Linked DNA regions of Homo sapiens: region 2 is linked to region 1. A link is a contact called in ENCODE Hi-C or POLR2A ChIA-PET data. All regions are on one chromosome and are shown on one strand. Each heading gives the region's core, a stretch centred on a gene start or an enhancer-like site at or near the end of the contact. The rest is flanking DNA. Distances are from core to core; before and after follow the strand shown.

The links. Hi-C counts contacts between places; a loop is a spot of excess contacts on that map. ChIA-PET counts read pairs that join two places held with the same protein, here RNA polymerase II (POLR2A). Pooled maps may share reads with other maps.
Region 2: a pooled map shows a loop between it and region 1 (2.8-fold over the local background). The contact joins two enhancer-like sites. A Hi-C loop is called at or near these places in 1 of 37 single-sample maps with no recorded cell type and 5 of 50 pooled maps. POLR2A ChIA-PET finds 5 or more read pairs at or near these places in 3 of 52 experiments (PC-3 and activated CD4-positive, alpha-beta memory T cell).

What each region holds. Positions count from the first base shown.
Region 1 is chrX:20,435,158-20,439,267 of GRCh38, forward strand. No RefSeq gene overlaps it. Among named protein-coding and RNA genes, the nearest start is that of RPS6KA3, 170 kb to the left of the region's middle. Within about 2 kb of position 2,719, at least 2 of the 41 ENCODE cell types and tissues checked have a DNase peak (open chromatin) inside an H3K27ac peak, as active enhancers do.
Region 2 is chrX:20,514,677-20,518,569 of GRCh38, forward strand. No RefSeq gene overlaps it. Among named protein-coding and RNA genes, the nearest start is that of RPS6KA3, 250 kb to the left of the region's middle. RefSeq lists an enhancer at 1-459 and a silencer at 1,677-1,826. Within about 2 kb of position 1,640, at least 6 of the 41 ENCODE cell types and tissues checked have a DNase peak (open chromatin) inside an H3K27ac peak, as active enhancers do.

The DNA of each region.
Region 1 (4,110 bases), core at 1,469-3,968:
TCTGCAGAGCAGGTTCCAGAGAAGAGAAATCCTTTTGTGATGTCAGAGGCTGGCAATTTGGTTTTCCAAGTTCAAGAATGACCTGATTATTTCCAGCTCGAAAACACCCATGCACTATTGGATATCTTACAATACTTAGTTGGAAGTTTCTAGGAAGATAGTTGTCTGAGTGTTTGGCACGTTGCATCTTTTGGGTCAGAATGTTAGTTTGTTTCCATGGTCAGTACTGTGACTATAGGATTTGTAATGAAATCCAACTGTGTCAGACTACAAATCCCTGTAATGTCTTCTCATAGTTGAAAGAATGGGGAGAAAGAGAACAGCACAGAGAGTTTTGGTTACCTATTGCTGTGGAACAAACTACCCTAAAACTTAGTGGTTTAAAGCAACTACTATTTTAGCTGCTCATGATTTTGTAGGTCAAGTATCTGGAGAGGCACGGTGAGGGTGGCTTGCCTCTGCTTCACAATGTCTGGGTCCTTGGCTTCGGTGGCTTGAATGGTTGGGAATTGGTTGAGATGGCTCACTTGGGGTCATATGCTCGGGTCTCAGTTCTTTGCCATGTGACTTCTTTATGTGGCTAGCTGGGCCTTACCATGGTGGTCTCAGGATATTTAGGCTTCTTATAATCAGACAGTGGAAGCTTCCAGGTTTCTCTGAGGCTTGGCGCTCAAAGGCTTGGCTCAGAGCAAGCACATTGTCATTTCTGTCATATTCTATGGGTCAAAGCAAGTCACAGGGCATGCCCAGATTCAAGGGGAGGGAAAATAGACTCCAGCTTTTGATGGGAGGAGTGGCAAAGAATTGGTGGACACTTTTAAGCTACACAGAGACAGAAGTGGAAAGAAACATTTTTGTTCATGTTCTATCCAGGTTCTGATCAGATTAGTTCAGCTCAAGCAGTCAACAGAGTCCCCTGTGATTCCCGGCCTCAGATTTCTAGTGGCCAATTTTTAACTTTAGGGTAGAGTCAGCAAGTGGCCTTTGAACCTTCAGCTACACACACTCACTTGGTCTTTTCATTTTTATTTTTCAAAACTTCCCTTTTGCTTTTCTGCCTTCCAATAGCAAGTCCTTTCTAGATGAAGGCTTTGTTCAAAAAAATTCTTTTATTATGTATTTTTGTTGTTTTATAAAAATCATCTAAGCAATACATAAATACCTTTTCATTTGCAAAATTATGATGATGTGGCAGTACACATAGTAAAATGTAAAAGTGCCTCTTCACTTTGTCTGTCCATCTACTCACCTTCCCAGAAGCAACAACTGCAGTTTCTTGTCTCCCTTTATACCTTTCTCTATACATATATATTCAAGTACATGTACATATGCTCATACACAGCCTTTTTTCTTAAATAAGATCTACACTGAATTATTCTGCAAGTTACTTTTTCCATGTACTACTATGTCATGGTGATTGTTCTGTATTAATATAGCCATGCACTTCTTTCTTTTAAATGGCTTCATATTATTCTATTGAATTGATATGGTATAATTTATGTAATGACTCCCCTGAGAATGGACCTTTAATTGTAATTTTTTTAAAAAAATGGCAATCGAAGTATTTTTGCATCTCTATGTTTTTGTACATGTGCATATATTTCTATACTTCTATGCGATAGATGCCTGGAGGTGTAATAGCTGGGTCAGATAGCATGGGCATTTTCACTTTCAATAGATACAGACAATTGATCCTCAAAATCTGGAATACCAAATAATACTCCTCCAATCCATTCTCTCAACAGTGAGAAATGTCACCCTTGACAACAGTGAGTATTACTAATATTTTCAATTCTTCCAGGTTGATTGATGAGTAAATATATCTCACCATTGCACTTCTTTCCTGTAATTATTGGTTATTTATATTTTTACTCTGAAATATCCTCTGTCATTTGCGAAGTTAAATAGTATGCTCTTTTTATTTTTGCTAAATATTTATGGGAGCTTTTTATGTATTAATCCTTTGTTAATTCCTAAAATGAAATTCCCAGGTGTGAAATTGCTGGGCTAAGGGAAGGCTTTTGACATTTCCTAGTTGAGTTTTAGGGAACCTTCTCAAGTCTTCCTTCAGATTACACTCTTGAAAGGGGGTAATCCCATCTCATTGAAGAGTTGAGTCTCATTTCTTGACAGTATACAAGCTTTCTGTATCAAAGAAATAAAGCTGTGAACTGTACACTACTATATTCTAAGGCTGTTGAGGGCCAACTGTGATTAGCTACTTTGCAAATAATTGGCAAACTTCTTGAATGTAGCTGAGCTGATGGGGGCTCATTAGTCACTACCAGAGCCAAGGAAGATCTTTCATTCAACGGTAGTATAATTTTTCTTGTTCCTGAAGATTTATGAGGAGAATCTAGACTCTGGTTAGTTGCTGAGCTATTTTTTTTGAATACCTACTATGATCTAGGCACTGTTGTAGGCCCTGTTGCTTATTCTTATGATCTAGAATCTCCAAGGAAGAGGTCAATTTCTGAATATGGCAGTACAGTTTGAAAAGGCCATTTGCAGTTCCAGATTTTTCTTTTTCTTTTTTGGTGATTTGAATTTTATGTTTTGTGAGGCTGAGTTACAGAACTGTATCATTTAGCCACTAAATTTAGCTGACCACTTAGCCTCTGAACCTCAACATGGTTCCTGTGTTCTCTATTCACGTCAGGTACAAAGCAGTTAAAAATGTTTCTTTGTTAGACACAGCCATAAGTGAAAGAGAAAACACTGGTAGAAGTTGAAAAGGCAGATAACTTGTGGTGTGTGGACATGCACAGGAAATAAGCTACTCTTAAAGGAAATATGATTTAGGAGATAGCCAGGAGCTTGCACAAACATTTGTTATTTGAGAGTTTAGAAATTTGCAAAGGTTGCAGGCTATACCTTAGCAGTCTTCTGCACATAATACAGTTTAAACACATTTCATTAAAAAGTGGTGCTACAGAAACAATTGTGGTTAATTTGTGTTTCAGTTATTTGAAGACTTTAAAATCCAGAACACTAAATTGTGTGCCATGAGTGACTGAAGAGTTGTAACTCTGGGAGGTGATTTTCATTGTTGTTTGTTCGTTGGATAGACTAGTGACCAGTTGAAACCTTTGAAGCAAATGTGGGTACTTTGCACATGCATAGCATGGGTGTGTTGGCTGTCGGTGCTCTCATTAATTAGAGGATCACAGCTAATCGTAGTGTGATGCAGGCACATTGGATTTAAAGTATGAAGATTTTATTTGAGTCCTAGCTCTCTTCCTAATTGACTCTGTCAGCTTTGGGAAGTCACCTAATCTCAGTGCTCCATTTTCTTGTCTGCACAACTAAATATGCTGGTCACAGAATTTTGTAAAAACAACCTTTAGATGGGACCCCAACAACCTTTGGAAGGGAAGGTAGTTCACAAACATAAAAAGGCTCTTTCGGCTGGGTGCGGTGGCTCACGCCTGTAATCCTAACACTTTGGGAGGCCGAGACAGGTGGATCAGCTGAGGTCAGGAGTTCGAGACCAGCCTGGCCAACATGGTGAAACCCCATCTCTACTAAAAATACAAAAAATTAGCCAGGTGTGGTGGTGGGCACCTGTAATCCCAGCTACTTGGGAGGTTGAGGCAGGAGAATCGCTTGAACCCAGGAGGTGGAGGTTGCAGTGAGCCAAGACCGCGCCATTGCACTCCAGCCTGGGCAACAAGAGGGATACTCTGTCTCAAAAAAAAAAAAAAAAAAAAAAAAAAAGCTCTTTCAATGTGAGTTTATTATTTTGTCATAATAAAAAGAGGGGAATTGTATGCATGCATGCATTTATTCATCCATTTTTCCATTAACAGTTTCTGATTACCTGCCATGAGCCAGGCATTGTGCTAAGTGCTGGAATAACAAAATAAACAAGACCTGGTTTCTGCCTAGTAGGAGTTTACAGGCCAGTGGAGATGGTTGTCAAGATAATGTCTAGTCCAGTCAGTGCTGTGCTGGAGCTGGCTCATTCAGGCTTACAAGAGCTGACTGTTAAATTTTTAGAAATTCTGTCAGTGGGTTGTTAAACATGGCCATTACTAAAAATTAAGTTATACGGTAGTTGACTCCTATTATTTGTGGATTCCATATTTGTGAATTCACTTACTCACTAAA
Region 2 (3,893 bases), core at 390-2,889, 78 kb after region 1:
GCCAAGGCTGTGACATAGCACAAGCCCAGGGGCTAGGATCTAAGTCCCAGGACCCAGGAGAGGGACCTGCCACACAATGTCTCTGGTTCTCAGAGGACTGAACTTCCAATGGACTCAACTCTCCCTGAATGAGGCTTCCATGATGACTACAGAATGTATCAGAGTCCTTGGGCAGAGAAAAATACAACTTCAGACCTAGAGGAATAGTCTTCTCCTCCCTAGATGGTCCTGGTTCTTGATATTGCAGACAGAGAATTACAGAACAAAGAGCACCCAAGACACCATAGCTGAAAGTCCCAACTAGGTGATAAACCCCACCTGGTGCTAAAAACCATCCAAACAAGCACTCAAACTAATATACAGGTCCTCTGATAATGATTCCAGTTGTTGCCTCAGATCCCAGCTTGAAATTCCACCTTTCATCTTCCTTTCCCCTTGATCTCCTCATTATCATACTCTAGTCCATCCTACCTCTGCCCAGTGGCCCTGTTCTCTACAGTGATCTCCCTTTCTGCCTATTTTAATGGTGAACACCCCCAAGTTCTACTGCTAGCTCATCATCTGACTCTATACCAGGCCAACCTCTCTCTAACATCTATTCATATTGAGAGGCTCTTGGCTGATGAGAATTTGCCATTCCTCCTTGGGTCATACACCTAGGTTAAACCAGTCACCTTCATAGAAAATTGAGACAAGAGGAACATCCTGAACCTCTACTGAATCAGGCAAGAGAGAGTGCTTGCTATACTGGATTCAGGATTCAAATAAAGATCAAGATATTACAATACCTGGCTTTAAGAAACTGAACTCTGAAAAGAGAAAGTTTTTACAGCCTCTAGTTTGAATGGTCTTTGCAGTCATGGTTCAAGTTTTTCAGTTTCTAAAGGCCATGTACAAATGTCTGGGACTTTCGGGACTTCTTCATATTCCATCCCCTGTACCAGCACCCAGTAGAGCATCCAGCCCACAACAGGTAGTTGGTAAATTATTTTTTTGATGCAACATAAATAATCTATCCTTGAGAAAATAGTTGTATAATATCTTTTCCGTTATAGAAACTAGACCAGCCATGAATTATATGTATTTACAGATCACTGGCCCAGAAAAGCTCAGGTCAATAACTTGTTGCAGTATTATGAGAGTTAACTACTGCTGCATCACAAACCACCTCAAATGTTGGTGGTTTAAAACAGCAATGACTTATTATTGCTCACAAGTCTATGGTTGGCTGGGATGGGCTGATCTAGGCTGGGCTCTGCTGGGGAGGCTCAGCTTCATGGGTTGCACCCCAGGCATGTTCCTAGAAGATGGCAGAGCCACAGGATGGCAAGAAGAAGCAGGCAAACTTCACACTGGCACCCTGACACTTTTGACCACATTCGTTTGACCAAAGGAAGTGACACAACTTAGCTCAAAGACAAGGAGTGGCAAAATACACTCTGCCTTTATGGAGGAAACTCCAAAGTCACATAACAAAGGGTGTAATACAGGGAGGGGTGAAAAATTCAAGCTGATCATGCACTTTATCACAAATACAATTTCTGAGAATGTGGGCAATTTGATTATAGAGGAGGGCTTTGTTGATGTTAAAATAATGAGCTCTGGATGACATTGGTTGCAAGGTACTCACTTCCTCCAAATGCTTACTCATTTGGTTCTTACTACTTCTAGGAGGGTCACAGTGGTTGAAACTAAAATTAGCTGTGTTCAAGTAAATGTGACTCATAAGAGAGCAATGAGGAAGCTGGTTTCATATGGCATTCCCTCCCTTCCCACCCTCACACACTAGGTAATACAAAAGAAAGTAGCTTACTTGTCCAGAGATGGGTTTATCTTGAAATCCCTAACTTCATGCAAGTTCCAACCAGTAAATTAACTGCAGTGGCTTTTCTATAGATAATTTGTTTAATCAGAAACCCAGGATAATAAAAATCTTTGAAGTATTTTTAATGATCTTTTCCTAGTTGAACTAAGTCAGTGTCCCTCATGGTCACCCAAATTAACAATACAAGTTTATGTTTCTTGGTATTGAATCTACAATTCTGATATACAAGAATCTTTACTGAAGCACGCAACAAAATGCAGAGAAAGCTCTCTCCACAGAGTTTTTGTGGTTGGTATTTTCAATTTCATAAGAAGATAAAATGTGAAGCAAACTCTAATTAAAGTATCTTCAGAAACATATTGTTTTGGCTTTGGCAATTATATAGCTACCTTGCTTCTGATGGCAATTAGAATTTTATATATACCAAAAAAAAAAAAAAACAATTTTCTCCCAGTGCTCTAATTTGAAAGCTCTGTGCTCCATGTGAAACAAGCAAAAGGTGGTCTATGTTGATTAATTAGGGGTTAGGATATTCAGAAATACTACAAAGAAAATTATCAGGGTGACTTTTCTGTAAGAAGCAAGTTTATAAACCTCTTGCCTAATTTGTACACACAACAGAAAAAGCACTTTAGCTCCACTGTACCCGTGTTCTTCCCTTGAGAAGGATGCTTCTGCAATAGCACGCAAATTTCAGGTAATAGTAAAAGATCATCAGAATCATCCTTTAGCAGAAAAACAAGCCAAAATACCCACCCACTCAGTTTCTCCCAGAGCGCTTTACTTCAGGAAGATAAACATGACTGCAATAAGAAATTGATGCAATAAAGAACGTACTTATGTTACATTTACAGCCATATCCAGGGAGACAGCTAATGGCACTCTAAAAATGGTCATTTTGTCAGAGCTTTAGTGTCGATTATTGATTACACACAGGAAACAGTGGCTTCAAATACCCAGTGACAGCACAAACAGCACCTGGTTAGGTCCTGTGCACGAACATGGTACACAGATGACATTTGGTACACAGATATACTTGGTTTATTTGATTAAAACTCCTGGTATCAGCAGGGAGAATTGTAACTAATCAGCTCTTTATTTTTTTAGTTCAATATCTAAAAATCGATTTCCATGAGTGTATCCATAAGGGATGAAGAAAACACTGATCAAAATTCACAAGAGGTCTTATACAGCCTGGTGGAGATACAGAAAGAATGCTGGGCTGAGTCAGAGCACAGCTGGTAACAATAGCTAGCATTTAATTAATACATCTCATGGTGCCTGGTACTGTGCCAGGTGTTCTGTGAGCATTAATCTATTTCATCCTTTGAACAGCCCTATAATGTGGATGCTGTTGTCATCCCCATCTTGCAGATGGGGCTGAGAGAGATGTTTAGAAATTGGTTCAGTCTCACAGCTAGCAGATGGCAATACCAGCATCCACCTTCAGACCCAACCCTTCTCCATTGCACCGCAGGGTCAAAATGTGCTGGACTCGAGTTTCCCTGTTTTGCTAACTTGAAGTGCATCCTCGAACAAATCCCTTTCCTTCTGTGGGCCTCTGTATTTTCATACAAAATTGAAGTAGTTGGACTAAATCAGTGGTTTGCAACCTTGGCTGAAAACTAAGATCACTTGGAGTGCTTTTATAAGGCAATTTGCTGAGTATTTACTCTATGCCAAGCATCTCATTCGATTCTCTCAATAGTACTGAGATCTCTTTGAGGAAATGAAGAACACCTGATCTCATGGAGGAAAAATTGAGGTTCGAGAAGTTTGGTAACTTGCCTAGCTTATATAGTTCATAGTCTTCAATTCAGACACACAGGCCAGTTACACAGTTCAGGTCTCCGGCATTTCTGAGAGCCATTCCTGGGCTTTGGGTCCTGGGATGAATTATTCTCATCCTTTAGTGACTTGAGACTGCTCTCCCTGTCTCCAGGCTCATCCCTTTCTAATCTGTCGTTCCCATTGTTTCCTCAACGCTTCTCCTAAACTTGCATCTTACTCCCACCCTGAAATCTGACATTGTGTCTTCAGGGCTTTCTGGATGTTTTGACCTCCTTGA